4 separate regions of the Mus musculus genome follow, and regions 2, 3 and 4 are each linked to region 1. Evidence: chromatin loops called from intact Hi-C (ENCODE). Cell type or tissue: heart. All regions are shown on one strand. Each heading gives the region's core, and the rest is flanking DNA. Links, peaks and the distances in the headings are about the cores only.

Evidence for each region. Hi-C counts contacts between places; a loop is a spot of excess contacts. Peaks named below come from ENCODE experiments on the same cell type or tissue, not always from the same donor. Only the 100,000 strongest peaks of a DNase experiment are listed, where the experiment ranks them.
Region 2: it touches region 1 in a loop (2.1-fold over the local background); 2 of 42 quality-filtered maps call a loop at or near these places.
Region 3: a loop joins it to region 1, with 2.2 times the contacts of the local background. A loop is called at or near these places in 3 of 42 quality-filtered maps.
Region 4: a loop joins it to region 1, with 14 times the contacts of the local background. A loop is called at or near these places in 13 of 42 quality-filtered maps.

The regions. Positions count from the first base shown.
Region 1 is chr12:73,322,105-73,329,478 of GRCm38, forward strand. All of the region lies in intron 5 of Slc38a6 (solute carrier family 38, member 6), which reads left to right. Among named protein-coding and RNA genes, the nearest start is that of Slc38a6, 39 kb to the left of the region's middle. In heart, for the core only: a CTCF peak has its summit at 2,881 (motif pointing left); DNase peaks (open chromatin) are centred at 2,257, 2,847 and 3,737; H3K27ac peaks cover 2,625 bases.
Region 2 is chr12:73,109,655-73,117,028 of GRCm38, forward strand. Six4 (sine oculis-related homeobox 4) reads right to left here and starts at 3,591. Exons shown (of 3, transcript NM_011382.3): 1 at 2,689-3,591. The coding sequence starts at 3,530. It also overlaps a transcript of Mnat1 not described here. In heart, for the core only: no CTCF peak of the experiment used is centred there; DNase peaks (open chromatin) are centred at 2,797 and 3,827; H3K4me3 peaks cover 2,696 bases; H3K27ac peaks cover 2,660 bases.
Region 3 is chr12:73,446,853-73,454,226 of GRCm38, forward strand. It overlaps Gm33929 (a long non-coding RNA gene), which reads left to right. Exons shown (of 3, transcript XR_001780532.2): 2 at 1,699-1,795; 3 at 2,240-2,495. Gm34080 (a long non-coding RNA gene) reads left to right here and starts at 3,725. Exons shown (of 4, transcript XR_381684.3): 1 at 3,725-4,044; 2 at 6,974-7,124. In heart, for the core only: a CTCF peak has its summit at 3,507 (motif pointing left); DNase peaks (open chromatin) are centred at 2,429 and 3,939; H3K27ac peaks cover 945 bases.
Region 4 is chr12:73,017,605-73,024,978 of GRCm38, forward strand. No RefSeq gene overlaps it. Among named protein-coding and RNA genes, the nearest start is that of Gm51264, 25 kb to the right of the region's middle. In heart, for the core only: a CTCF peak has its summit at 3,515 (motif pointing right); no DNase peak of the experiment used is centred there.

The sequences.
Region 1 (7,374 bases), core at 758-5,757:
GGGCTCTTTTACCAGATCAAATGTGGCGGGAGCCTTCAGGTGCTCACATAGAGCACTGTTGTCAGACTTTTATTTTTGTTACAATGGGGCTAAATCCGTGTGTGAGTGTGGAGTCTTCCCTTTCCCATCCTTACATGCCACCTCAAACACTTTTTCCTTTTGGGACTGCTTCCTACTGGGGACACTGTCAGACTTAGCACGTAGCCCTGCCATTAAGCTGTGTGATTGAAGTGGAGATGACCCACCACCTTTTAAAAAGTGTTCTTTGTCCCTGAAAACATCCCGATGAAGCTGTGTGGGCAGCCCTTTGAATGGGGTGGGGGTGGGGTTCTTGGATTTGGGGTGTGAACCATCAGGTCTCTGCGTTCTTACGGCTGGTGTTCGCTTGCTTGTTTTAGAACTAGATAGAAAAGGGCAACTTAGATGCCACATTTTAAATGCCCTTACGTTCAGGAAAGCTAGGAATGCTTATTTTACAGTGATGGATGCATTATTTTAGTCACATTACTTGAAAGCTGACTTATTGAGAGCCTGTGAGGAATAAGTAAGTGGCAGCAGGTTTCCAGAGACTTCAGCCCTCAGCCAACAGGCATAAATTATTCCTCCTTACAATAGAATTTGAAGCTTCCTCTTGTCAGTAGTGCACTGGGTCACATGTCAGATGCCTTGTGTTCTGTCACCTCCAGCCTTTGGTCAAGTAGGCACATGCTTCAAGGATCTCCCTCTCCCTCTCCCTCTCCCTCTCCCTCTCCCTCTCCCTCTCCCTCTCCCTCTCCCTCTCCCTCTCCCTCTCCCTCTCCCCCCCCTCATTCTCTTGGCTTTAGTTTTGCCTTTGTTAAAAATTTTGGTGGGAAATGCAGAGCTTGGAATCTGTTTTCATCTAGAAGTGTAGATTCTGATGTGGTTCTTGGGGAAGGTGCCATGGCATGTCAATTCTTTTAGGCATTAATGGGGCAGAGTCTGTATTTTTAGTTAGGTGTCATGTCTTAAAGCTTCCTAACTCTTTCAGTCTCTCCCCCTTCCCTTTTTGTGTTACAGGTTGTTACTGTGCAGTCTAGGTTAGCCTCTGAGTCTTAGTCTTTCTGCCTTGGTGCCTGGGCACTGGGATTGCAGATGTTCACCACTGGGATTGCAGGAGTGTACCACACCTAATATATTAGTTACTTTACCTAATGCTGCAACCAAGTACCTGAGCAGGGGCTTTATCTCTGCTTACAGCTCCAGGGGACAAGATCCTGGAGGGGAAGGTAGCGCTTCAGTACCCTAAGGCTGCTGACAGAGTGCCCCACAGTCAGTACCCTAAGGCTGCTGACAGAGTGCCCCACAGTCAGGAAGTGGAGAGCAGGGGTTAGTGGTGCTCCCCTTCTGTCCCCATTTTCTTTAATCCAGGACTCCTTCCCACAGAGTGACACTGTCCACAGTCCTGGGGTGGCTCTTTCAGCCACAGTTAAACTTGTCTCCCAGGAGTTCTAGATCCTGTCAAGTTGACAAATGTTGTTAGCCATTACACCCAGCTTCTCGCTCTCTTTTTAAGTTAAAGACTTTTCACAAAATATATGTCATGCATATCTCCTGTGGCCCCAACTTCTGTTCTGTGCTATGTAATGTTTAAACATCTTCACCTTCTTGTTTTAATCCCTAACACTAAAAGGAAAAACAAGAGCAAAATGATCATAAATTCATAAATTACATTTGACTACTTATTCTGTGGGTCTTTGGTGAAGGCCTGGTTTATTCCCTTACCATAGTCATAAACAAACAGGCACTCACGCTGACCACAGGCACCAGTGTGACTTACCAAAGTGACTGTGGTAGGGGCTTCCTTCCAATAACCTGTGAAAATGCCAATTATGACATTTAGGGCTCTTAAGGTTTTAGAGTTATTGGCCTTTAGAACATGGAGAGCCATAAGAAAATGATCTGGTCTCTCAGCAGTGATTTGGAGCCTGAATGAGGCGAGGACCAGCTGTAGCTCTCTGTGTCCCCTGCCTTCAGCAGAGCTAGCGTTTGCTGTGAGAAAGTTTCTGCTGGGCCAGAGGGAGAAAGGAGCCATCCTAGAGCGTTAATGTTGAATGTTGTTGCTGGCAAGAGAATGCGAGTGCTGGGTTTGAACTTACTGAAGTACCTTCTAAGAGGACCGAGTAGTGTGGTGGGAAGGCCAGCTGTTCTCACAGCGCCTGCTGTTTCATTACTCACTCTTCCCACCATCTGAAAAATAGTCAGTTTCACATGAAATTAAACTTCTGTGGTAGACCATTCCGTAGGCGGCACTGTCACTGGAAATCAAACAGCAAACCTCCCCTCAGCTCAGTTACGCCAAGGAAAGTCCTACTCACTCTTGGAAGTCCACGGCTAAAGCAGAGCCACTTAATGTTCCTAATTCACACATCTTGCTCAACTCACAACATTTCCATGAGTGGCTCTGAGCAGCGGGCCAACTTCCTCTACTTCTATAATATGTGAGTCTTCATGGCTTAGCTCCTAGGGCCTCACAGAAGATTAACCATTGACTCGCTGTACGTTGTCAGGAGAAACCTAGCTTCACGGGAACCTCCCGAAATGGCTAGGATGGCCCAAGTTTTCCGGACTGGAAAGTCTGGCACCGAATCCACAGACGTTAGCAGCCTTGATTAATGCCTCAGTTCGGGCTATTAGGTGTGGGAGAACCACAGCTGCCTATGCACTAAGATAGCTCAGAGTCTGCATCTTACAGACAAGACCCAGCAAACAACCACAGTCCATGATGAAATGTTAGACAGCTTATATTGTGTTCTTCCTCTTCTTATGACTGTGAAGGAGGAGCCCAGGGTAGTGATACAGGGACAGGTCTGGCCTGTCCCTCAGGAGCTGGGCTTGGAAGTGCTGCTACACCACCATCTGCTGGTCAGGCACACTGCAGCTTTGTGGTTGGTTGGTTGTTTTGTTTTGTTTTGCTTTAAAACCTGAACAGTATTATCTCCAAATTCTAGAAAATATTGCAAAAGTCTAGAAGTATGGGAAATTTGAGAGGAGTCCCTTTTCACAAGTCAGAGGCCTAAACAAACAGAGGCACTATGGCATTTGCCTTGACAAAATTTAGTAGTAACATCATTTCAAAAGCAGTGCATTAGCAGTTATTTCAGTTGACGTTTGATAACAAGATTTTAAAAATAGATGACTCTGTGTGTGTGTGTGTGTGTGTGTGTGTGTGTGTGTGTGTGTGTGTGTCTGAGGATTGCATGCAGGCTAAGCAGGCTTTTCCCCTAGCCCTCCTTTCCCTTCTGTTAGAGACAAGCAGGCCTTGAACTTCTTGATCCTCTGATATCAGCCCCGAGTCACTGGAATTCTAGAGCCTAGCCACTAGGCCTGCTTCTCTGGTCCTGCTTAGGTTTAGGGTCTTAACAAACTGTAAAATAAGGGCTCTTTTAGGACAGTGAAGTAACATTTTCCACCATGTGAAATTTTTTCCAGTTTTGCACAACTTAGGGAAATTACATTGTTTTATAGAGATTTTGAGGGAAAAAAAAAAGGATTCTTCTTAAGAAAGAGACTGATACAGTTTGAGTGGGTCTAAAATTTCCATGCATTTAGAAATCTAGTGGAAACACCAGGTTAATGAGCCATCTTGAATACAGTAGTTATTATCCATGACTAAAGACAAACCATGGAAAGACAAACCATAGTGCCTCTGTTTGTTTAGGCCTCTGACTAACCTCTGAGCGTTGCTGGGCTCCCCACCCCCAACCCCGCGAGTGCTGAGAACCCAGTGCTATTTTTAAAATAGCTGAATGTCATCCCAGCTTCATGCATGTTCTCCTAAGTGCCTGACAACATGACTGATTGTCTTTTAGACAAATGATTGTTTAGACCCAAACTCAGTCAAGTCTTTTCTTTCTTAAAGTTATGTGGTTAACTAATGACAAACGGAGAAATATCTCAGGTTGCTTGGGGAGCGCTAGTTCTAAAGCTTAGAGACACAGGGGAAGGGGATTGCTTTTTGTCTTTTCTTTCAGGTTTCAGTGATGTGTTAAATCTCTGATACATGCAAATAGGAGACTTTCTCTTTGCAGCTCTGCCTCTACTGACATGCAACTAAATAATGACAGCAGATACTATGAAGTCCTGGCATGAAGCTCATGAATTTTGAGCCAGTTACTCCAACAAACGGGCTACAGCCCCAAATGGACTCCATTAACAAAGCAGGATGTCTCCAGTGTGGTGCAAAACTTTGATCTTCATTAGAGAGATGGTTATTTTCTTTGAGCCCAGCTGATGAACTCAGCAGCCAAAAGCTGTTTGTTGCTTAAATGCTGATAAAAATAAATAAAGGCTTCATTCTAGAGAGGGCCCTTTGACAGAGTTTTCTTATTTTTCTTGGCTTTGGCTGATGGCTTCCCCCACCTGCCCAGGGCAAACTAGCTTGTAATAGAGCGAGCCCCTCAAGTCAGACCAACTGTTTGCACCAGCACCCACGTAGCAAATGTGTGCACAGGACTCCCAATCTCTGTGGGCGAAATCATGGCTTCCTGGCAGGTCAGTATGAAAAAGGTGTGCAAAGAACTTCCTATCACTTAGAATGTAGCCAAGCATGGAAGATGCTTGCTGTGCTCAGTGTGAGCAGTGTCCTCATTCTCTAGCCTTGCTCCTCTGTGTCCAAACTCATGACTCCCATGACCTCAGGCAGTAGTGAGACTTTTCTACCTGCTGTTGCCTGACCAGACGTCTCTGTCTCAGTGCTTTCCTGATGGAACCATCGCTTTTCCATGTGATTTTTCAATTCCTGTGTCTTGACTAGGTTGACAGCATTCTTCATTTTCTTTCCAGCATAGTTTCATTCAAAACAAAGGGGAAAGAATACCTATTCGGCTAATGTGGTGAAACTAACTGATTTGTAATGGCTGATAACTGTCGTCCAGGTGTATCTTAGACACGGATCTTGGCTCTGGTGTTAAGGAGGCCAGAACTGTTTGCCTGTAACTGTGGTCCTTGTGGATGACGCTGGTCAGCCATTAATTTGGAGGAAGCATGTTGTATTAGGAGTCTGTACCATGGAGAGATTCCAGCAAAAATCATTTACAAATTTTTGCTTATGGCCTGTCTCTCCAAGATGTCTTAAGCATTTCCTTATGCCATTAATAGAAGACATGGGACAAAAGACAAGGCAACCAGCTTTTCAACCTAGTGACCTTCTGGTTAAAAACAGTGGATATATGAGCTTTTCCGCTGATAATATTTTTCTAAACCTTTCTCAGCTTACTTTATTGACTGGATCTTTTGATGTGGCTGTCTGTAATTAAGGTGTATTTCTAGTGTATCTGAATCTTTTGTTCTCAGTATTGTGTATTATATGTTAAGGTGTTAGTACTTACATGAAAATTTATTTGTGGTTAAGAAAAAGTAGCTTTAACAGTGAGATTTCTTTGTTTTACTTGCTCAACCAGTGGGATTTTCCCCACGGTAGACTCTGTGGTTTTGTAGCTCTTAAAACACACCAGCATTCTCCAAGGAAGAAGCAGGGTTTTACATCTTTTATTATACTCGTGTATACTGAGAGGCCTTTTTTAAAAAAACAGAAACATATGTTTAGTGAGTTCGTATTTCTTAAAATCCACATGGCTCTTCAGACTGGAATCTGTTGACACAGGACTCCCATTTGAACAGCAGGGTGAAGGCTTCAGGACAGAAGTGATGGAGTGATTAGCCAGAGGCTAATAGAATCCTGGGAAGAATGGCAGATTGTATATGGGAAGAAATACAATCTCACGCTCATTGTAGCTTTTTTACAATTAAAGATCAAAAAAAATAGAAAATTACTGGAAGCGATGGATGTCTGAAACTTTAGAGATGCAGATGGTGTTGGATGAGTCCCAGCCGAAGGCCCGATGCTCAGATGATAAAAGTGTTGGGTCGGAAGTCGTTCTGCGGGCCTTGTTCTGTTGCATCCCTTTTCTGAATGTACTTTTGTCTCTTTACCCCTCCTCCTCTCTCAAGATACATTTAAGGAGTTTCTAAGCCAATCGCAAAACCTCTGCATCACATCATGTACATATAGTTAGTTCTCTGGAAAACAAACTACCGTGATGACTCCAAACCCTTGAGCAAGGAGGTAAGCATCAGCCTTCCTCTGTCCTGTGCCCAGCTCATGGTGTCTCTCCTGAGAAAGTATAACAAGCGAGAAGACATTTCTATATCCATAGACATTTCTTACAGGAGCCATAGCTAAGGGCTTGTACGCATGTCTCGATGGCTCTCGGTGAGCAGCCATGTTTCTTCTGGAGAAAAAGAAACAGTCATAAATTACAAGACACTGGTGCATGTTTTCATCGCAAGTGATCGTTACTTGCCTGTTCTAAAATTAACTTTACCATAAGTACCTGCTATTTAAAAAAAACAAAAACAAACAAACAAACAAACAAAAACCGTGTTGTCATGTAATTATTTCTTGTCCTGCAAGCTGACATGTGTCATTATTCTTCAGAGTTAAATTATTGCAGCATCATACCTGCAGGGCTCAGCTACTCTCCAACAGCTTGCCTGGAAAATGCACTGTTCTTAAACTGTGCATCCTCTCATCCAACTTCCTCCAGGCCTCCATTGTTCAGACTTGGCATTCACTGGTGTTCTTAGTTTTTATAAGGCCAAAGAGAAAGTGGAATGTTTCCTGAAATATAAATAAGTAATAAAAGCAGTGTGCACATAGAATACACTCTTCATTCTTCAAGGGTGGTTTTTTTCATTGGCTCTTTAAAAAAAAATGTGTGTGTGTGTGAGTGTGTGTGATATCAATCTGTGGGGAAAAGATTGTTAAACTGAAGGTATGACTCCGGATCATCTGGGTTTCCAGAGAGCTGAGTAAGTTTCCCCTTCTGTATTTGCCTAAGTGAGTTCTATGTTCCATGGCCATATTCATGATGGAAACTTTACAGGGGTGTGTGTGTGTGTGTGTGTGTGTGTGTGTGTGTGTGTAGGACAGAAGAGGGTATCAGATTCCTGGAGCTGGAGCTACAGCTAGTTAAGAGCCGCCCAGCAGTTCTGGGAGCCAACCACTGAGCATCTCTTCCAGCACCAGAATGACCGTGTATTTTCATAACCATGTAAGGAACAGTACCATTGTTATATGATAGACAAGCCAGCTATTTCTCATACGCTACCAGATAAAATCCAGATACAATGCTTCCTTTGGTTGCTAACACACACAGGGCATGGATATGAAGCTCTGGAGCCTCAGCAGGCTGTATGGAGCCGTGAATCAGAGAACAGCCTTATATAATATAAAGTTCCTGTTTATTCTGCTTATGTTTTATAATATGTAGCAGAGAGAGGAAGAGAACGAGGGACCTGGACTTCTGAGTGTGACCTTTCTTCCTAGTTAAAATTAAAAAAAAAAAACAAGTG
Region 2 (7,374 bases), core at 1,592-6,591, 210 kb before region 1:
TGAGTTCCAGGACAGCCAGGGCTATACAGAGACAACCCTGTCTCGGAAAACAAAACAAAACAAAACAAAAACAAAAAAAAAACCCAACCAAACAAACAAAAAATAAAATAAAATCAGAGAAAGACCAGAAGGATGGACAATGTAAAATTCAACTGAAAGCACTTTAATACTGTGTTTTCATTCCTAGAGCATTCCTAGGCTACTCCAACTGTTAAAAGGACTGCTACCTCTGCCATAGAAGCGATTCATGAAATGTTAATGGGTCGTCTTGCTGTTTAGGAGAGCCAGTTCAGATTCATGTTATTTTTAAGGTAGATGGAATCGCCAAAGGAGCAGGAGGGGTGAGGTGTTCAGTTGTATTTGCCAGTTAGGTAACCAGAGGCCATTTTCTCAACTGTTCCCAAATCTCTATTCCACCAGAGAGACAACTCTCACTCAATAAAGTGCTTTGCCCTTGTAGGAAAGACACTCGCAACTCTCCATATGCACAGTTGCCTTTGAATCCAAAGGAAGCCATAAGGGCTTATTTAACACACACCATCCAGTGCTCTGGTGAGGTGGGAGGGAAAAGGTGAGCATCACTCAGTGGCCTTGTCACTATCAGACTCCTGCCCTGAGTCTTCAGTCCTCCTATTCCAGGATCCTGGACATAAGGGAAATACCAAGTTCGGGTCAGGGAGGAATGGTGGCAGTTTTCCTCTTTGGTTTGAATCTGGGCGGGGCAGGACAGAAGCAGTTTGGAAGCCTGGTGAGACTTGGTCCAGCTGAGGATCCAACATCCCAATGTGGTCGGTTTCCTTTCAAGCCGAGGGGAGGGGATTACCCAGGCTTTGGGCTTTGGGGCCAGGAGCGCAGAAAGCGCTTTGATTTATGAGCTGAAGCAGAGCAGCCGTCGCCATTGGTGAGGGTGACTCACCAGGGGTGCGGGTGGGAGGTAGATCCGGAGAGGGGCCTATACCAGGCAACTGGGCTGGGGGTTGAGGGTGTGGAGTTAATGGGGAGGAGGATGAAGTCAGCAGAGCATGGCTCAGGATATGTGTGTGTGTGTGTGTGTGTGTGTGTGTGTGTGTGTAGATTAGATCCTGGGAACTGGGCCGGTTCCATAGCAAAGGTTACAGGACAGCTGGTCAGCATGTGCCACCGGCTTCCTACCCAGTGCCTAGGAGATTCCTTCAGTCCATCTGCAGAGCACTCCGGGGTAGGTGGGGTCTCCTAACCAGTGCTCTTTCTTCGGGTCGCCCCCTCTCTCAAGACGGAGAGGGTGCTCGCAGGTCGCCCGGCATGTTTTGTTTATGGTTACCCGCAACAAGGGTCAGGGCTGCACAGTGCGCCTCTCTCCCTGCCTGGGGTGAGCTGTGGGCCTCCAGCTCCACCCGGGCGCAGGGCATAGTAGCGAGGGAGGGCTCTGGAATGCGCAGGGTGATCACCTTCACCTGGCCCAGGCTGGCTGCTTCCATGGCTCCCGGGTTCCTTCCCAGAGCAAAACATTTGAACTGCATTTTGATTCTCTTCTCCCCAATCCCCGCGGGGAGGGGGCCATCAACCTTCTGCTTACTTTACCCTTACAACAACAACAACAACAACAACAACAGCAGCAGCAGCAGCAGCAGCAGCAGCAACAACAACCACTACACACCTAAACAACAACACACCCACACACACAAACACCCACACACAGCCAAGGGTCTGACTCTAGCAGACACAAAAGAGAAGAACAAAACAAAACAAAACAAAAACCCTGCATTTTATACGAAAGAGAGAGAGAGAGAGAGAGAGTGTGTGTGGGTCTGTGTGTGTGTAGGATGGCTGAAGGAGGACTGAGTGGATAGCTCCCCTACTTCTTTCCTGCTGCCCACCTTATGCCAGCCGGCTTGTCTCCTATTCCCAAAGTCAGTAGGGGATCATGCTGTGTTAGGGGGTCCAAGAAACTGTCCTTCAGTCCTGCCACCTCTGAGGCACTGTAACCCGATCCGAAGTTGTTCAGAATCAGGTTTCAAAACACCGCAGAGACGAGCAGCACCCACACCCCACGCTGCCCTAGCAGCGATGGGAACCGCGGCGGGCAGGGTAAATGATTAACTCTGTCATATTAAAGCCTCGACGTCCCCAGACCCCATCTGAGCCACTAGTCTCCATTAACTCTCCTTTTCCTTCCAGAGAGCCCCTGGTGACCTCCAGGGCAAGCCCGGGCTTCAGTCGAACCCTGGGTACCCTGGAGCGTGTGCGCACTCCAGGCTCCGGGTAACCCCGCGGAGGCAGGGACCCCGGCCGGCGCCGGCAGCCCCTGCGGGCCCAGAGCTGCCGTGAGAGCAGCCTTGCCGGCAGCGTGCGCACACATTCCCTAAAAGAACCAAGGCGAGAGTGGCAACTTCAAAGGCAGCAGGATGGGGGTGGGAAGCCGGGCAGCAGTGACCAGCCGAGGTGGGGGCGGGGACTGGACCTAAGAGGGCGACCAGAAACTTCTGGGGGCAGGAGGGGGAGGGTTAGGAGGGAGGATCCCCCGCCCGCTCGTTGCCACCGTCGTCCCCCCTACCACCCCGGTAGGGAAGCGAGGTGGGGGGCGGGGAGAGGTGGGCAGCCGGACCAGGCTGGTGGGGAAGGTAAGCGCCATGTTTTCGAGCGCTAGGAGGAAAAGAAAGCTGGGAAAGGGTGGGGGGAGGAAGGGGGAGGAGGAAAGTTGGCGCTCACCTTTTGGACTGGGTCTCGGAGGGGTTTCGGTCACGCTGCCGCCGGTTCTTGAACCAGTTGCTGACCTGGGTGAGGGAGAGGCCGGTGATCTTGGCCAGGTGCCGCTTCTCAGCCGGCGAGGGGTAGCGATTCTGCTTGTAGAGCTCCTTGAGCGCGTTGCGCGACTTCTCCTTGAAACAATACACCGTCTCCTCGCCGTCCCAGATGGTGCGGGGCAAGGGGAATTTCCTGCGCAGCCGGTACTTGTCCACGGCGCCCAGCGGCCGGCCGCGCGCTCGCTCGGCCTCGGTGTAGCGCGCCTTGTACCAGAGCTGCTGCAGCAGCGGATGGTTGGCCGACTCGAAGCTGTGGCTCTCGAGGATGCTGTACAACTCAGGGTAGATGCCCTGGTGGAAGGCCACGAGCGCTCGCGCCTTCAGAAGGCTCTCGTTGCCACGTAGCAGATCGCTCTGGGGCAGGGACCAAAGAAACCGGGCCAGGCGGTCCAGGTTGCCCCCCTGCTGCAACGCCTCGCACACGCAGGCGACATGGTCCGGCGAGAAGGCCAGTGGGGGCTGCGCGGCGGCTGCGTGCTGGTGCCTGCCCAGAAGTTCCGAGTGGAGTTGTACCTGATCTGCCGCTCCCGCCGCCGCTGCCCCTTCCTCCCGGCTTACCCTGGAGGCAGCCGCGGCGTCCCCCGGCTCCAGGGGGAAAGGAGCTGGAGCCGGGGGGCTCAGCCCAGCCGCCGCGCCCCCCGCCACTTCTCGGTGCGCCTCCTGTCCTTCCGAGGCGCTTTCCATCCCATTCTCCTGCTTGATGTCCGCCGCACTTGCAATCTGCCCGGTGGGGGAGGAAGAGGACATTTTTTGTTGTTTATTTTCCTCCCTCCCTCACTCCCTCGCACTCTTTTCCTCTTTCTTTCCCCCTCTCTTACTCCTCCTTCTTCGCCTCCCTCCCCCTCCCCCCTCCGGAAAGCCCACTCCCTCCCTCCCGGTTTCGGCTGGATCTGGCCGATCAGGTTTCCCCCAGGCCACGCAGTCACCATTAAGATAGCTGCTAGAGCAAAGTAGTGTAAACGGATAGCTGCTTTCTGCCGTTCCCCCAACGTGACTCCTCCGGTTGCTGCATACTATATGGCACTGGCCGCCCGGCCGGCCCGGCCGAGCCACCCCATTGGCTATTTCGCATTCAGTGGGAGGAGGAGACACCGTTTCTATCCCTGTCGATCACCCGCCTCCCACTCCACCCCTTGCCTTTCCCTCTCTCCCTGACCCCCAGGCACCTTTACCTGCCGGAAAACACCGACATTCTTTTCTGGCCAAGCTTCTGAATGGGCAGTTATTTAGTGTGGCCTGAAAATTGGACAGCTCTTTCAAAGAAAGGCCCAGTGATTCCCAAGGGAATACTAATCGCGTGACCTTAAAGTCTGGACAGCTAAAATTTTAACAAAGAGACCACCCTCAGTATGTAGATAACAAAACTTCAGAGACTAATTCCGAAGCTCCCCAGCACCTCCTCCCCCCACCCCCCAAACTAAGGGATGTCTTTATTAAGGATGTGTATTCAAGAGTCAAGAACAGCACTAAGGAATGCTCTGATAGAGAAGCATTGGTAGTAATGAAAATTCCGGAGGGGGAGATCTTGAAAAACCTTGAAATGAGCAGTGTGTGTAGCCCACCGAGATGACAAAGGCAAGAAGCATTAAAAAAAAAAAAAGGCAGAAACCCTGAGATGGACCTAATACAAATAAGCATATAGAAAATAAACCTGGATGTTTATACTGGGTAAGTAGTATAGAAGAGAGCTAAATTATAATGGACTAGGGCATAAATCTATTTACCATAGTAGAAACATTCAAAATGTGGATACCATCAGCACCCCCCTACACACACACACACACACACACACACACACACACATACACACACACACACACACACACACACACACGATGTGGTGCTGGAATGGATAAATAGTTTCTCTTTGAAGGTGATAGATAGGTCTGGGAAGAACACCATCTCTATATGCGGGTCTATTGGAAGAGATCCGGACAGAATCAGCAACCCTTGCTAGGATTGCTCCGCCAGGGTTGAGGCTGAAGGGAGGAGGTGCAATGTGGCTATCTTCAGTTGGGATTCTGTCCTTCATGGTTTGCATGAGGTCTTAGCTCAGAGAGGGATGGTGAGCCTGTCTCTGGCTACTGTGGGCCAGTTGAATTTGTTTGCATATGCTTCTTCTCAAACTCTTAACAGCTAAATGTCCTCCCCCTAACCTTTACTTCAGGGTGGCCTTGTAGTGTTTCTGCTTCCCAGTCACTCATAACTGCCTATTTCAGCATGTTGTCAGGCAGCTGTTCAGGTCACCTGCTGTCACTTCAATTTGGTGAGGTTTGCTTTCTTCCCATTTCTTCCCTTCCCTTCCCTTCCCTTCCCTTCCCTTCCCTTCCCTTCCCTTCCCTTCCCTTCCCTTCCCTTCCCTTCCCTTCCCTTCCCTTCCCTTCCCTTTTCCCTTCCCTTTTCCCTTCCCTTTTCCTGTTCCCTTTCCTTTTCCCTTTCTCTCTCTCTCTTCCTTCCTTCCTTCCTTCCTTCCTTCCTTCCTTCCTTCCTTCCTTCCTTCCTTCCTCTCTCTCCCTCTCTCTCTCTCTCTCTCTCTCTCTCTCTCTCTCTCTCTCTTTCTTTCTTTCTTTCTTTCTTTCTTTCTTTCTTTCTTGTGTTTTTGTTTTTTCGAGACAGGGTTTCTCTGTGTAGCTCTAGCTGACCTGGAACTCACTTTGTAGACCAGGCTGGCCTCAAACTCAGAAATCCACCTGCCTCTGCCTCCCAAGTGCTGGGATTAAAGGCATGCGCCACCACCGCCGGCTCTTTTTTTCTTTTTTCTTTCTTTCTACCACTTTATTCTTGGTTAGCTGAGATATTTGATACATAACCTAACTGCTCTCCATTAAAATGTTTATTTGTGTGTGTGTGTGCATGCGCGAGCACATGCAAGAACACACATGCCAGCCATGACACATGTGTGAAGGTCAGAGGACAACTCGAGAGTTGGTTGTCTGATTTTGATTCTCTTCTTCCACTGTATTGGTGCTGGGGATTGAACTCAGGTGAACTGTGAGGCTTAATGGCAAGCACCTTTGCACGGTCAGCTATCTCAGTAGCCCCCACTTCTCTCCTTCTTTTTTGCTTCAAAAACAGTATCCTAGTGTGGTGAAATTGTAAGTGACATCTTCGGCAGATTTAAAATTGATAACCATAGGCAACACTTTATATCTCTCCTCCTTTGAAAACGTCCGGATAGCTATCAAGTTCAGGATAATATTTGAGTTTAAAACTTCCTTGCTTTTTAAATTTTTTCTTGCACTTAAAAACATTTTTTTATTTTAGGATAATTTTGATTTACTGATAAATCATAAAAATAGTAAAGAGAGTTTCTACTTACCCTTCACATACTTGTCCCTAATCCTTACACCTTATAGCAGTACATTTGTGTGAGTTGACCACATTGGCATATTATGCACCATAATTAATTCATTATAGACTTCATTATTTGACGTTCATTCTTTTTTTTTTTTTTTTTTTACTACTTTCTGCTTTTCAGTCCAATCTGGGTGGGCATTCGGCTTTTGGTTCTTTGAATTTTATTTATCAGAGCAAAGTAGATAAGAAGTCGCATGGTTTCATGGAAAAGATACATATTTAAGGGTCAGCTATCAAGGCTTGGGTTCAGTCCTAGCTCTGCCATTATACACTTACAGTATAAAAAGTAGAAAAGATTCCTGTAAAGATCAAATAAGTCTTTCCAAAAAGAACTTGATGCATAATTAATCTAATGTAAAAAATTGTTATCTTCCTATTGATAATACACGGAAGGAGACTTTTCAGTTTTATATACCTAATTTAAAATTTCTTTGGCCAGGTTATGAGGTCATAGGAGTTAGCTTTAAAATGATTATCAATCAAGTATAGTGCATGGCTTAGAAAAGAACATAATTTTTGAACTTTTGATCATTGGCTTTCTATATTGTCTCTAGTGCACTAAGTCTACCAGGTTCTATGTAAGCACTGGTGACTCTGTCAGATCTGTAATAGTGCGTCTGTGGAAACAATGGATCTTGGAGGCTGGAGGATTCAATTCCTAGGAGGTTTACAAAGTCCTGCTACAGATTTGAATTTTGTGAATTGATACACCAGTTGCAGAAGGTGTTCCTAGAGTCAGAAATCTTAGTCTCCCAGTGCTTGGGCAGGGTGAATTCAGAGTATGCCCTGGCACAGTTCCTAGTAGATTCAAACATGGTCAGTGACATTGGAATGGAACTGTATTTTGTGTGGAGTTTATCTTGGAGCATGGGTTACACCCAGTGGTGTTTGAAATTGCTTCTGTTTCATTCCTCCGCCATGTTGGGAGTTTTGACTCTGCTGCGCTGGCATGCAGTGTCATGCTGTGTTGTGATCTTGAAGAGTGGAAGAGTGGAGGCTGAGAGGGTGTGGTGGGAAGAGCAAGAGGAAAACCAAATTCTTGTTTCAGAAAGCAAGCAGGTGCTCTTGCCATCTTAGTGCCTGGAAGAAAATTGGGTTCAGTACAACATGTTATGTTGGAGTTCATGTGATTTTTTTTTCTTTTCTTTTTTTAACCAAGAAGACAGATTTCTTTTCCTTCCTTCCTTCCTTCCTTCCTTCCTTCCTTCCTTCCTTCCTTCCTCCCTCCCTTCTT
Region 3 (7,374 bases), core at 987-5,986, 120 kb after region 1:
AAAAGTGAAAGGCTAGCGAAACCTAACCCTGTAGGATAGCACACTTGGTTAGGCTAATTATGAAAATTAGGATAATGTACCCTCAAAGCCACGGGGAGATATGTACATTTTGTGAATTCTGACAAGTTTTTTTTTTTTTAAAAACCTTTTGAGATTTTCTGTATTAACTTTCCCCCCATAGATAAAGTATATTATGCTGAAACGTATATTATGCTGAAATTTCCCCTTATATTATAATCTAACTGGAATGAACTCTCATTTTCTTTCTTTCTGTTTATCTTGTTTTAGTTGGGTTTTGTTGTTGTTGTTGTTGTTGTTGTTGTTGTTTGAGACAGAGTTTCTCTGTATAGTCCTGGCTGTCCTGAAATTCAGTCTGTAGGCCAGACTGGCCTTAAACTTGTAGATTTGCCTGCCTCTGCCTCCCAAGTGCTGGAATCAAGGGTGTGCACCACCACCCGCCAGCCCTTAAATCTTCTAACAAGTGTGACAGCTGATGTATACAGCACCCTCGCTCATCTTCAGCTCTTTGTTCAGGCTAATCCCAGGTTGGGTCTGGGAGAACTAACAACCCTGAGATACAGAGGGGAAAGCCGAAGGGTGTAGCACGGTCAACCTGTTGGAAGCCTGGACCGACCAGAGAGCAGCTTCAGGTTCCTCCATATCCTAGTTGCTGAAACTAGTTCTACCACCTTTGGAAATCGGTGAGCCAGAAAGATTTCTTCCTTCTCCATAAGGGATTTGCGTAATATAAGATTTCAGGAAATGCAGGGCTGACTGAGCAGAGTTTAAGTTTTGTCATTTTTAATATTTATTTATTTATTTATTTATTTTGAAGCTAGCTTGAAACTCCCAGTGTAGACCAGACCAGCTTGGAACTCACAGAGATCTGCTTACCTGTGCCTCATGAGTGCTCAGATTAAAGGAGTCCACAGTGTCTGGGCTATTTTTTTTAATATTTATCTTTTTATTGATACTTAAAATATTAAAAAAAAAAAAAAAACCTAGCTGGGCTGGGTGCACATGTCCACCTACCCCTACCTCTTGGGAGGTTGAAGCAAGAAAACTGCACCTTCCAGGCCAGCCTGGAATGCAGAGTGTTTACTGTCTCAACTCTTGCCCCCCAAGCCATCAACAGTGGGAACACACACCCATACCGTAATGGATACCATGTAAGGTTTCAATGCATATGTTTTGATTACAAATTAAACACTTTCAGGCAGGCAGGACAAGATAAAGGGAGATGTTTCTTCATCCCTGTCCCCCTAGTGTTGGATGGGAAGGTCTCAGTCCAGGCAGGAGGAATCTTTATAAAGGGGGGGGGGGGTTGACTCCGTTTGTTCCCATTTAGATTCTGTGTGCTTTTTTGTTTGTTTTGTTTTTCGAGACAGGGTTTCTCTGTAGCCCTGGCTGTCCTGGAACTCACTTTGTAGACCAGGCTGGCCTCGAACTCAGAAATCCACCTGCCTCTGCCTCCTAAGTGCTGGGATTAAAGGCATGCGCCACCACCCGGGCTGGTTCTGTGTGTTCTAAAGACAGCCTCCTGCACTGCCATTGTGACAGCCTTCATGATAATGGCTGTTACCATCCGGATTGCAGACTCCCTGGGTAGAAGTGAGTCCTTTCTCTGGTCCTACACTTTGTTTCAGAACTCCAGCTGACAACAGGGATGTCCCTAACCATGCTCCAATTGTGTTTCAGTGGCATCTCTATTCAGCGAGCGTCCCAGCTGCAGAGAATCCCTGCCTAAGTCTTTCATCCACTCCCCTGGGATCTGTTGAGGGCCCATCAGTACCAGGTTAGCTTCTCTCAGTCAGGGTTGCGGGAAGTTTAGCTGCCCCGGTCATTTTCCTACTTACTGGAAACCTGAAAAACTCGTCAATGACCTTCCCATGACCTGGGGTAGCAATTTCTCAACCTGTCGTTGCCTGTCACATTTGAGAGGAGGGCGGGATTAATTCTCTTCCATGGGTGTCTTTGTGCTTGGCTGAGCCCGAGGTCTCCTTCCATCCCTTCCACTCTCCCTCCCTCTTTTTCCTAGTTCTTCCTCATTTCTTTCCACATTCATGCCCTGGGACCTGTTCTACAAATATCCGAGGAGAAGAGAAAGAACAAACTAAACAGAGTGTTCTAAACGCTACAGGGTTTGTTTTGGTTTAATTTCATGAATGAGGCTATTGAACCGAGCAGCCGAGCAGCCGTGTCTCCTCTCTAACCTGTGCTTTTCGGGTCCTGTTTCCAGGTGCGGCGGAAAATCTGAGGCACCTTGGCTAGGAGCCCATGGTGAAACCCGGCTTTGGCTCCTGTCTCCCCATCCTCTATGAGCAGTGGCAGCTACAGCTGCTGGAGTGGGAGCTGCAGCAGTGGGGCGTGGCCTGCAGGGCTGTTGGAGTCCATCGCACACTGATGGAAAGGAAGCGGAACCTTCACTCAAGTTGGCCAAGCACAGAAACCACCAAGCAGGAAAAATGTGGGCGGGGCCGGGAGGAGAAGGTGGAGAGAGGTCTCAGGGTGTTGGGTTTTGAAACCTTCTGTCTTGACTGAGGCCCAGGCTCTCAGCACAGGGTCCCTGACACATGGCTGAGGAATTCCCAGTGGCCTTGGATGACATTTCAGTTCATTTCTCTGAGTCACACTTTCGGAGGGTTTCTCTTTTCTCACCAGAGGCAAGCGGGGGGGGGGGGGGGGGGGGAATGGGGTCGTTTGTGTTATTAGTAGGAGAGTTAAAGACATGAAAGAATGGAAAGAAAGGGTGTTAAGAAGGGAGAAATGATCTGGAAGTAGGGCCGGAAGAAGTGGTCACTGTAGTAACCAGTGGATAGATGAACAACCCAGACAGACTTCGCCCTTCTGCCTCTTACTGTGGTGGCAGAGCAAGACTTGGAGCTGTTGGGCTTGCCTTTCCATCACAAATACTCATCGAGTACCTTCCATGGTCCTTTCTGTTCCGGTTACTAGAGATACGAGGCAGAGTCGTTTGCAGAATGTCCTGCCCTTGTGAGGGTTGCTTCAATGGAGGAGAAACTCACTGAGCAGAGCAACAGTGGTCAAATGGAGCCTTTGATCCAAACTCTTTTGAGTTTTTAACCTAGATCTGAGATTTAACAGAATGCTCAGGGCCCAGGTGCTGCAAACATCCTCTGCTGGAGAGGTGGGTGCGTAGGAAAAGGCCACGCCCATTAGTGGCGCCCGGGCTTCTGTAGCTCAGCATCAACCACAGGGTCTTAACTTGGAACTGCACAATCCCCCATGGTGACACCTCCTCTCTCCCAAAAGGGTGGGCAGGATGTGGAGCTGACAGGGAAAGAAGGGGTCTTTTAGTGTTCCTTGTCCCTTTGGGCACTCTAAAGGTCATCTAGGTTAAAAGTCCTCATCACGGGGCTGGAGAGATGCTTAGCAGCCAAGAAGACTGGCTGCTTTTCCACAGGACCCGGGTTCAATTGTCTGCATCCACGTGGCAGACACAATTGTCTGCAACTCCAGTCTCAAGGGTTCTGATGCCCTCTTCTGGTCCCCACAGGTAACACATGTGTCAGCAGGACTTAGAGGCAAACCATAAAAATACATAAAAATAAATAAACGAAATAAAAAGAGGTAGTTAAAAAAAATCCTCATCGTGTAAATTCTAGACTCCAAAAGTGTGTCTAGAGCCAGGAAAATCCACATCCTAGATCCAATAGGATTTCAAATTTCCGGCAGAGAAACAGAGAGAACACCGTTGACAGATGAGCTTCACTGCGGCTTGGCTTGGATTAATGAATCTGGGGCTGTTTCTTACAAAAGCACCATTGGCAGCCAAAAAAGCATTAATTTGGAAAGGGAAGGAAGGCCATACTGAGGAGCAGCTGAGAGCCAAGGACCCAGAAGCAGAGCTCTGGAGTTCATGCTGGGCTTGCCTTTAAGTAGCTTTGCTGAAGCTGGCACTACAAGCTGAGCAATGGAGACCAGAATGCCTGGAGCCCTTGGGGAAGGTCTCACCCAAGCTCAGAGCAAGCACTGCTAAGGAGGAGGGCAACATGAAAAGACGGGAGGAAACCAGTGCTAAAGGTATGAACTATAGCATGCAGCTAGGATCCCAGCATCTCACAGAACTTTAGAGCCCACCAGAGTGAGGGGCTGAGATGCCTCTCTAGTGCTGGAGGGAGTATAGCCCCCTGCTTAGCTAACCTTTTGATGAGGGTTCAGGCAGGGCCAACACTCACTGACACCCTTCCCCCCAACACTCACCCTGGCCATCTGTCTGCTCTCTAAAGCTCACCGTCTGGCTGGGTCCTCAGGGCCCTGTTCCCCTAACTGACCTCCAAGTGACTTCCACTCACTAGTCCTCTGAGGGACAGGCAGCCTCCGAGCAAAAACCATGGCAATAAGGAAGGAGGGAGAGGAGAGACAGGAGTGGAGGAAGGAGAAAAGAAATGTGGAGGGAGATGGCTAATAACATTATTTCATTGCTTATCCCTGTAATGTTGCTATTGTTACAAATCATAAATATCAGATATGCAGGAGATCTGATATGAGACCCCCAAAGGGGTTACAACCCACAGGTTAAGACCCACTGGTCTAGCACTGCCTTTAAAAGCCAAACGGCCAGGAAGGCAGAGCCCCCCCAGTCCTCTCTGACACCTCCCACCCGCTTTCTTCATCCTGCCTACATCTCAGCTAACCTGGTTCTCCAAGTGCTGCTGACACTCCTTGATTCCCCTCCCCCTCCCTGTCAATCACTAGTGGAGAGATGGCTCAATTCACCTCCATGGCTGCTGGGAAGATCTCAGTTACTCTTTCAAAGGCTTCTCTCCATACACCCGAGACACCTACAGAACCTGTAGTGGTCGGGCCAGACCTTTGATGGCTGTACAGTAAGTTAGACTTTCACATGCACTCGCATGTCTATGCACATTTATGAAGGGTAAGAGGAGTGTTTAGCCACAGTTCCAACAAAGGGGTTTTGGATTTCACACATCAGGGGCTAGGAAAAGTGCTGGTAAGTGGTCATCCAAAAATAGGAACTAAGGCAGACCGGTGATTAAATATTCATAGAGAAAACCTGCCATACACAATGTGGCCTATGTATGCCTCTTTACCTGGACATGAAATAAACTGTTTTCATTATTATTTTTTGCTTAAAACGAGAAGTAGAACATGCAATGTACTTATGGTCCAGGCCAGTCCCTAGGTCTGTGGCCTTCAGGATGAGCGATTGAGAGACCTTGGCAGGTGTGATAGATACTGCCTTACTAGGGATCAGCTGAATTCTATTAACATAAGTAGGAGTTATTTGCCATTCGAACAAATTGGTTCATTATCCACGTGATATTTAAGAAAAGCTAATGCAGAAATTATAATCCCATCCCGAAATCAATCTGTGGAAAAGTATGCATGATAGCCATGAAACAAAATTCTGCCCGGGATGTTTCTGAGACTGCTAAGGATGCACACGGGCTGACAGAGGACACTTGGACCTTCTCAGACTCAAGCCAACCACCCAGGTTCCCAATGGCTTCTCAAGGCTTAGAAGCATTAGAAGCACGGAGGAGAGCAGCCGGAGGGAGGCTCAGGCAGCCCTCTCATTCTTAGTCTTCTCTCTGTGGCAGCCAATCCCTTTGAAACATTTCCAGGGAGCTCCTTGGGAGGCAGATGTGCTACACTGTGACTTGGACCCTTGATCTTGATGACACTGAATGAATCCAGTCTGTGTATTTGCCACTGAACAAATGGAGCTTGGTGGGGCCGTCTGTACTTCTGCACGCTTTTGCTTGTCAATGGTGTCTTCCTTCCCCATCCTTCCTCTAGAGTGCACCATGAACAAGCAGCCCTGCAGGCATTATTTGTGCTTGACTGGGACCACTTGATCTTACCTAGGGAAGGCTGCCAGCCTTCCCTGACAGAAGCGATGGCACTGGGAGAAAGAAAAAAAGAAAAGAAATTGGGCAATAGTCTTGTGTACTCTCAGCCCTACCATAGATGGTCTTTTGCAGGAAACTAATCAACAGGATCAAAAGAAGCTAGTTTCTCGTACACATAGGGGGACGGCAGATGAACTGGGCACTGTTGTTTCACACCCTGTGCCAGTCATTGTCAACCACAGAGTAAGTCATAACACATTACGAGGATTATAGTTTATGGAAAGATTCTTTATTTTTGGCAGGACACTACACACCTTCACTTTTTAAATTGTCCTTTCCAAACCTAGGGCTCGCCCTTCCTTCCTTCCTTCCTTCCTTCCTTCCTTCCTTCCTTCCTTCCTTCCTTCCTCCCTCCCTCCCTCCCTCTCTCCCTCCCTCCTCTCTCTCTCCCTTTCTTTCCTTCCTTCTTTCTCTTCCTTCTTTTCTTTCTTCCTTTCTTCCTCTCTCTTTCTTTAGATTTCTTTTCGCCCCCAAAGAACTGTATCTCATTGTTTTGCTTCACACAAGCTTGCCAGCCAACTCCCAATTCCCCTCAGCCTTTTCTTAAGCAGAAATCATATATACATAATTAACTATTGCATCACATAGGGTTAAAATGAACCCACTGTGTATTGGCCCTTCAACAATCCTGCTTTTCCTCTGAAAATGGTTCATTCCTTAAGGCTGGCTTAGAGGGAGGAAAACCTCTCACATCATATTTTTCTTGCTTTCCAGGCTGATCTGGAAGGTGACGATAGGTCGTGAGCCATAGCCTCTGCAAGGATGTTACAACCCTAGAGCCCAGGGGAAGGTGCAGATGTGTTTGGAATGTAACAAAAGGGAACAATTGCCAGTGTGCATTGCACAGGACCCTGAGGGTTTTGGTTTTTTTCTAAACTCTTTATTCAAACCTAGAGCACACACAGTCCTGTTAGCTACTCAGATATTTTCTGCTATTTCTGCTAAAGTGAATTAAAACAGAGGGCTAAGTAGTCAAGGATTACTCCCTCCTCTCCCCTCCTAGCTTAGTGGTTAAGAGCTGTGGTAATGCCTAACTCATTTCCTAACGGCCTCCTGGTTTTCTCCATACCTCCCAGGAAAGCAATGCATGTTCCTATCTCACACAGCTCTGCAGAGTAAAGAAAACCCTTGCCTTCCTGGGTTGTCACCGAGAATGGGAACATCAATGGAGTCCCAGGGGTTTCCTCCCAGCTCCACTTTAGAGAACCTTAGCAAGCAGAGGTCCAGGTAAGTGCTACCTGTAACAAGTATTAATCATTATCATGGACGTGCCTTGTGGGTCTCTGCTCTGAGTGTTGACAAGGCAGTGTAGAATTCCTGGCTATGAGGAGGTAGGACCATGAGCAGAGTAGCTTTGAGAGAGGCAGGGGAGGGAGGGAAGGAGAAGGAGAGGGAATGGAAGAGAGAGAAAGAGAGAGAGAGAAAGAGAGAGAGAGAGAGAGAGAGAGAGAGAGAGAGAGAGAGAGAAAGAGAGAGA
Region 4 (7,374 bases), core at 1,433-6,432, 300 kb before region 1:
CCATACATCTGGCTTACAGATGAGATCGGTCGTGGAGCAAGCACGTGACGTTGCAGGGGTTCTATTGCTGAGCTGGCTAAGGCAGGTTTTGTTTTTGGTGTGTGTGTGTGTGTGTGTGTGTGTGTCCGAGGTCATAGGGCAACTTAAGAGAGTTGTTTCTCCACCTACACTTTGTGAATTGGGAATGGAAGTCAAGTGCTCTGATTGGACACAAGTGCCTTTACCTGCTGAGTCACCTCTCCAGCACATGAGGTACATGGAATTTCTGATTGGATGATCCAGCTTGGCCACCCAGCCCTTGTCATCCTGTGGGATGGCATGTGCTCTCACAGTTCCACCCATAGTGATGTGTATGACAACTTGGCAACTTGCTGGCTAGATTTTCTGGATAAAGTCGGATTTTTTTTTCCTCTTCAAATGAACATTTCCTGTAAAGCCTTCATCCTCTATCTCTCTTCTTCTACTGCTGAGGATCAAACCTCACAGCACTGGGTAACTGTTTGCTGCTGTAGAGCTGCATCTCAAACCCCTGCCCACTGACATTTAGCTCCGTGTCCTCTTGTGTTGGGGGCAGGCATGAGGTCCAGCAGTGACTTCCCAACACAAGGACAGTGAAGCAAGTTCAGAGTTCCTGATTGGAACGCTGAGGTAAACGACACTGTCCGCCCAGAGCGATGCAGAAGAGCTTCAACCAACGCACAGCCAGAGCTTATCCAACTGAAGCAGATTTTGCTAGAAGGCATGGTCTGGACGTGACAAGTGTCAGCCTCATACCAAGCTCTGACGATGTCCTAGCACCGGCACTGTCCACAGACTATGGACAGCACGAGCCTGTCACATGCCACCTTTCCCAAACTGCAATGACAGATGACTCTTGGGTTCTGAGTTTGACTGGTTCTTTTGCTTTCTTCACCTCCTTAATATGACCAAAGAATAAGGTGGTTTTGTGGGGTTTGAGATTTATTTGTTTATTTTGTATCATTGGGTGATGTCAAGTTCCTTCAGACTAGGCAACATTACTACCTTTACCTCTAGAGAATAACTCAAATACTGGGCCAAAAAAAATTGAATATTGCCTATGACTCCTAGTAATCATAGACATGACATTTTCAAGAAATAAATCTTCCTCTGGTCTGTAGAAATGTCTAGAGACTCTGGGAGAAAGAATTCTGGCCTTCATATCAGATAGAGAGGCAGAGAAAAGAACATGATTTGTTCCTCCAAATGTCCAGAGGACGGTTTAAGTAAATATGTTTTATCCAGTAACTGTAGCTAAAATCCCTCACCTTGGCATTGTGAAGTGCACACTGAGACAGAATACATCTCCTCTGCCCTTAGTCCCCAGGCCTCGGCTTTGTGCTGGGCCCCAAAGTACTTTGTGTTTTGGAAACCCCAAGCCATGCAAAACTCAATAGGTCTGGTGTTTGAGTATAGGAATAAAACAAGCCAAGTTTCCATCTGACCTTGGCTGACCTTGAAACCAATCGTTCTTCCAGTGCTAGCCTAGTCAAGAGTGAAGCTTGTGGTTTCATCTCAGTTTTACCACAGGCTTTGTGATGAAACGCTAAAAGGGAAAAAAGAAAAACCCACTGAGATTTCTGCTCCCATTCCTGTCTTCTTCCAAGATCTTTTTGCAGAACCTGGTGAGTTCTATGGTCCATGACCACGCAGCTCTGTGATTTCTGCTCCACAGAAGAGAAACAAGCTTCGGCTCAGAGAACTCAGCACTGAAAACACAGAGAGTCGCAGCCAGGCTTGGTGGCCCACACTTGTAATGCCAGCCCTTGGGAGGCAGAAACAGGAGAATCGCATTGTGAATATGAGTCCAGCCTAGGATAAACATCAAGAACTTGTCTCAAAACCCCACCTATTAAAAGGGGGGTGCGGCTAGCATTACTAAAATCCATACAGCATCAAAGTCACAGGTCCAACACAAATCTACAAAATAAGAATATTAGGCCAGACATAACAGCAACTCAAATAATTTAAGAAAGTATTTGAAAATTGCTGGAGGGTTTGTATTATACAGAAGAGGGTCTAGGAGAGGAAAACCCAAGAACTGACAAAGTTTACCCTAGAGTAGAAGCACAAGAAATATAAAATTGGGACAGCAGCCTGAGAGATGCCAGAGACAAAGAGTGAAGATCTATCCTTCCGTGAAGTAGCTCCGAATTTCCAACTCTGGAATAAAGAAAGAATCCTCGCTTCGTCCCCACGAAGGCTTTTGTGAATTATGCATTATGTTTCTCAGAGAATGGGAAGTTTAAGCAGGAAAAAAGCATACCACCAATTATGAGAACATTCTAGGAGCAAAAAAAAAAATCAGTCTCAGTGCGTTAACTGCACTGTGAGAAGCCTTCACATCAGTGATGATATAGGGAACAATTCCCGGAGCTTTAATTTCTGCAAAAGTGACCAGGAATGACCCATGGGGAAGATAGGCGTTGCCCAGCATGTACAAGGAAGACCCTTTGCTTGCTCCCAAGGACCAAAGAGACTGTCACAGGGAGAAACAGCTGCAGTGGATATGCCTGTAATTCCAGTACTCAGGAGGCTGAGAACAGAGAACGCACTTAGAGCTCAAAGCTAGCCTGAGCTACATAGCAAGACCTTGTCAAAGGAGGGAAGGAAGGAAGGAAGGAAGGAAGGAAGGAAGGAAGGAAGGAAGGAAGGAAGGAAGGAAGGGGAAAGCTAAATCATGAAGTTTTTTTTTTGTTGTTTTGTTTTGTTTTGTTAGGTTTTGAGACAGAGTTTCTCTGTGTAGCCTTGACTATCCTGGAACTCGATCTGTAGACCAGGCTGGCCTAAAACTCAGAGAGACTCCTCCCCTCCCCCGCCCCACCCCCGCTGCAACCCACCCCCGAATGCTAGGATTAAAGGCAGGCTCATGAAGCTCTTAATAGACCAAAGCATATACCAATTTCCCTTACAGTCATTTCTTCCTACTTGCCTTCTATGGAAAGTTTGAGTTGACTGATGACCCTTGACTTCTGTGTCTGCTGAATTACCCATAGGCCACAGGCAATGTTATCTCTCCAGGGCTCCTGGTAAAATGGAACACTCCTTCCTGCAGCCCCAGCTGGGACTATGACTCCAAGCCCAAGATTCTATGAGAAGATTACACACTGGGCATTGAAGCCAACACATGGTCACATAAAAGGGACCTCTAATTTTCTACCCTTCTGTAAAATATATATGCAGGCTCCCTATGGTAAGAAGCCACCCACCAATTAACTGCCTTCGTCACTAATGTATAAAACTCGGTGAGCTCATAAGATAAATACAGGACAATTTACTAGATCCTTGGCACTGGTGCGATTATAAACAAATGCTCAGTGGAATATTTTTTGCATTTGAGTTTGTTTCCTGAGTATGTTTTTGTTATAAATTTGCACACTTACCCAAAGACCGAATTACTAGCTAGGATTTACAGCTATCCTTGCGACCTGTTACTTGGGCACTTTCCCATTAAAAAGTGCAAGTTGATTCCCTGGAGATGCAGTAAAGATTCTGTGTATCCAGCAGGGGGCACTCACAGGCAAGATACGGATAGCTTTAACTGGTCACAAACTGATTCATTAAAGCCCGGTGAATAGTCTATAGATGTCTTCTTTGTTGGAGGTAAAAAGTGAACTTTATTCTTAGTGTCCTCAATGGGGTTTTGATATTGGATATGAGTGAGACATTTTTCCCTTAATGTAATCTAAAAATGGAGAGATTCCATACTGACAATATGTGAGCAATGGCAATCTGTCTGACTTAGAGCTCAGTCTGTTCTCTTTCCCAACTGAGCAATGTTAGGAATGGGATTAAGAGCTCACACACAAAACAAAACAAAACAAAACAAAACAAAACAAAACAAAACAACACCTCACAGGTGAAAACTGGGGATAAATGCCCCAGAAGTCTCACCTACAGTGTCTAGTGTAAGCAGGGCCTTAGATCCCATTCCCAGCTGCAAAAGCAAACCAGATAGCCTCCTGCTGGGAATGGAGAGGTGGTTCAGTGGTTAAGATCATCTGCTGCTCTTGCAGAGGGCCCAGGTTTAGTTCCTAGGACCCACGAGGTGGCTTACAACTCCCCGTAACTCCAGTTCTGAGACATCTGATGCCCTCTTCTGACCCTTTTGGGCAACAGGTACGAATGTGGCACATACATGCAGACAAAACATCCATACACATACAATTTTTTTTAATTAAAAAAAAAATGCCTCGGGACTGGAGAGATGGCTCAGCAGTTAAGAGCACTGACCGATTTTCCAGAGGTCCTGAGTTCAAATCCCAGCAGCCACATGGTGGCTCACAGCTATCTGTAAGGGGATACGATGCCCTCTTCTGAGTGTCTGAAGAGAGCGACAGCAGACTCACAGATATTTAATTAATTAATTAATCTTTTAAAAAGCCTCATGTGTTAATTTGAACATTTGAAAGCAAGCCAAAACTATTTTGGATAAGAATAAATTGAGCATAGAAAAAAAATCAAAGCGGCTTTCCTTTGTGACGTTTTCTTTCTTTCTCTTTTCTTTTCCTTTTTTTTTTTTTGACGGGGGGGGGTGGTTGGTGGGGGAAAGGGGGGTGAGCAGGCTCTCCCCAGGGAGTCCAGGCAAACATGGAGTGGAAATCTTCCTGCTTTGGTCACCTGAGACCTGGGATTACAGGATGGAGCCCAACACCGCACTAAGGCTGTCGTAATACACAATAGTAACCACGGTTTTAATTAATAGTTCATAAAAGCCCACATGTGTTTTATAAAATTGGTGACAATCTCATCACAGATATGCTGTACTTACAATTTATTTACCCTTGTGTCAAATTTCTAAGTATTATTAATAATCCATGCTCCTTGAACAAGCAAAATCAATCAGTCTATTATTTTAGTAAAGTACATGGAAATCTAACCAGGCTTTATTGGCTGTGTAAGATCAGGGAAGCTAATGCTGGCCGACTCTGCATTTGCTTAGCACTTATGAATCATGCCATGAAAAGAAACTGCAGCATACAGCGGTTTCATCTTTAGGACAATCCTATAAGGAGGGTAGCCCAGCGAACTTCACTTTGCCAAGAAAGGAAAATGAAGTTTAGAGGCAAGTGTGAAAATATATAATATACATCATGAAACATAATATATAATAAAATATATAACATTATATATTATAATATGTAAAATATAATTATTATACTTTAACAGATAATATTAACATATCAATTATATATAATAAATATGATATAAATTATGTATATAGATACATAAATGTACATCATCTCCTCATTATTCCTGTGTGAACAGTAGTAAAAACGAGACTTGACTTTAAGAGAATGGTTGTCCCACATGGACTCTATTGGTTGATTTTCTCTTCACTGTAACCAAATGGATGACAAAAAGCAATGTAGTGGAGAACCAATTCATTTAGCTCACAGTTGGAGTGCATGCAGCCTGTGGTGCCAGGGAACTCTTGCTCCCTGTTCACACCTCTACAGAGAGACCAAGGGCACTCAAGAAGCTGGGAGAGACTCTAGAGCCCCAAGGTCTACCCTGAGCAACCCGCTTCTTCTAAAGAAGCTGTACTTACAGTCCCAGACCTCCCCAAACAGCGCTACCCAGCTATGCACCAAGTCCTCAAACTAAGCCTGTTGGGGTCATGCCATTCAAGTCCCAACAGACCGTGGGTATGAATCTTGCATGATTACCATTGCTGTTGATACAGTGCTTACTGCAAGTCATTATTATTATTTTCATCATCATTATTATTTTCACTATTATTATTATTGCCATTTTGAGGTTGTTTGCTCAGGATCACAGGCAGTACATTACAAAGTGAGAATGTGAATTCATGCCTATATGATTTCAAACCTTCGAATCATAGCCAGTAAACGGTGCTGTCGAATGACTAAACCATGGAAATTGGCTCCCTTTATTGAAGGACCGCACTAGAATAGTCTTCGGGACACAGAAACCATCTCTTTCTTTTTCTTACAAATCCACATATACATATGAACAAAGGCATCCCCACCCATCTTGTGGGTAAAAATGACCTTTTATCTATTTGACCAAAGTATGTTATCTTAATGGTCCTAAAATTGCATCCTTCTCGAGAGAAGAGAGCAAAGAACTAAAATTACCGGGATGAGCCAGAACGTCAGCATTGCGCCAGTGTGGTCACACCATAGGATGGAGAGCCAAGCCTTTATCCTGGACTACCCAGCACCAGTGACATAACACAGAGCCAGCCATCGTCCAGGAATATAGCTCCCAGTGATCCTGACACATGGCATTAAAAGAGAGCTCCTCTGGACAGAGCCTTCGTAAGGCCGGGTGATTGTGGGTATTTGTGATACGCTCTTCCAAGTTCATCTATCAGGTTGACCCTACTCCTGTGCCTTTGCTCAAACCACTCAGAAGTTCATAGGAGAAACTGTGTTAATAAGCCCCTGAAACCTCATTCCTAGTTTTTCCCAGTGCATTGATTTAAATATTTTGGGTTTCTTACTTTCAAGATTTCTCCTTGTGTCTATATATCAAGCTATAATTTATTGAGTACCTACTATAGGTCAAACAGTATGCTTATATGCCACATAATTAGATATTTTTTAATTTATTTTTGTTGCACTGGGAATTGAACCTAGGGCCTCTTGCCTGTTAGGTAAGAACTCTATCTCAGTCCTCTTTTTATTCTCTATTTTGAGACAGAGTCTCTCAGCAAGTTGCTAGAGTAGGCTTTGAGTTTGAGGTCCTTCCTCAGTACCCCAAGTAGCCAGGATTATAAGCCTGTACCACCAGGCCCCATCATTCCTCGAACATCAACTCATCTAGACCAGGCACTGGAACCCAGGATGAAGGTCAGAGTATCCATGTATCAAATGAGAGGGAAACTCCATGCATATTTTAAGTAACTTCTCCCCAAAACATAACATTTTTTCTATTGCTAAAGCCAGCAAACCAAGTGCAAAAAGCTTGTACCTTTGCCACTGACATAAGTTGCAGATATATTCAAGTCACATTATATATTTTTAATATATATTTCTTTCATGTACATGAGTAACACTGTAGCTGTCTTCAGACATACCAGAAGAGGGCATTAGATCCCATTACAGATGTTTGTGAGCCACCATGTGGTTGCTGGAAATTGAACTCAGGACTCCTAGAAGAGCAGCCAGTGCTCTTAAACTCTGAGCCATCACTCTAGACCCACATTATAGTTGTTTAAAAACTATCTCAAAACATTATTTATGCCTATCACTCTCTTAAAGTAACCTTTTTAAAAGATTTATTTATTTATTTATTTATTTATTTATTTATTTATTATAAGTACACTGTAGCTGTCTTCAGATGCACCAGAAGAGGGCGTCAGATCTTATCACGGGTGGTTGTGAGCCA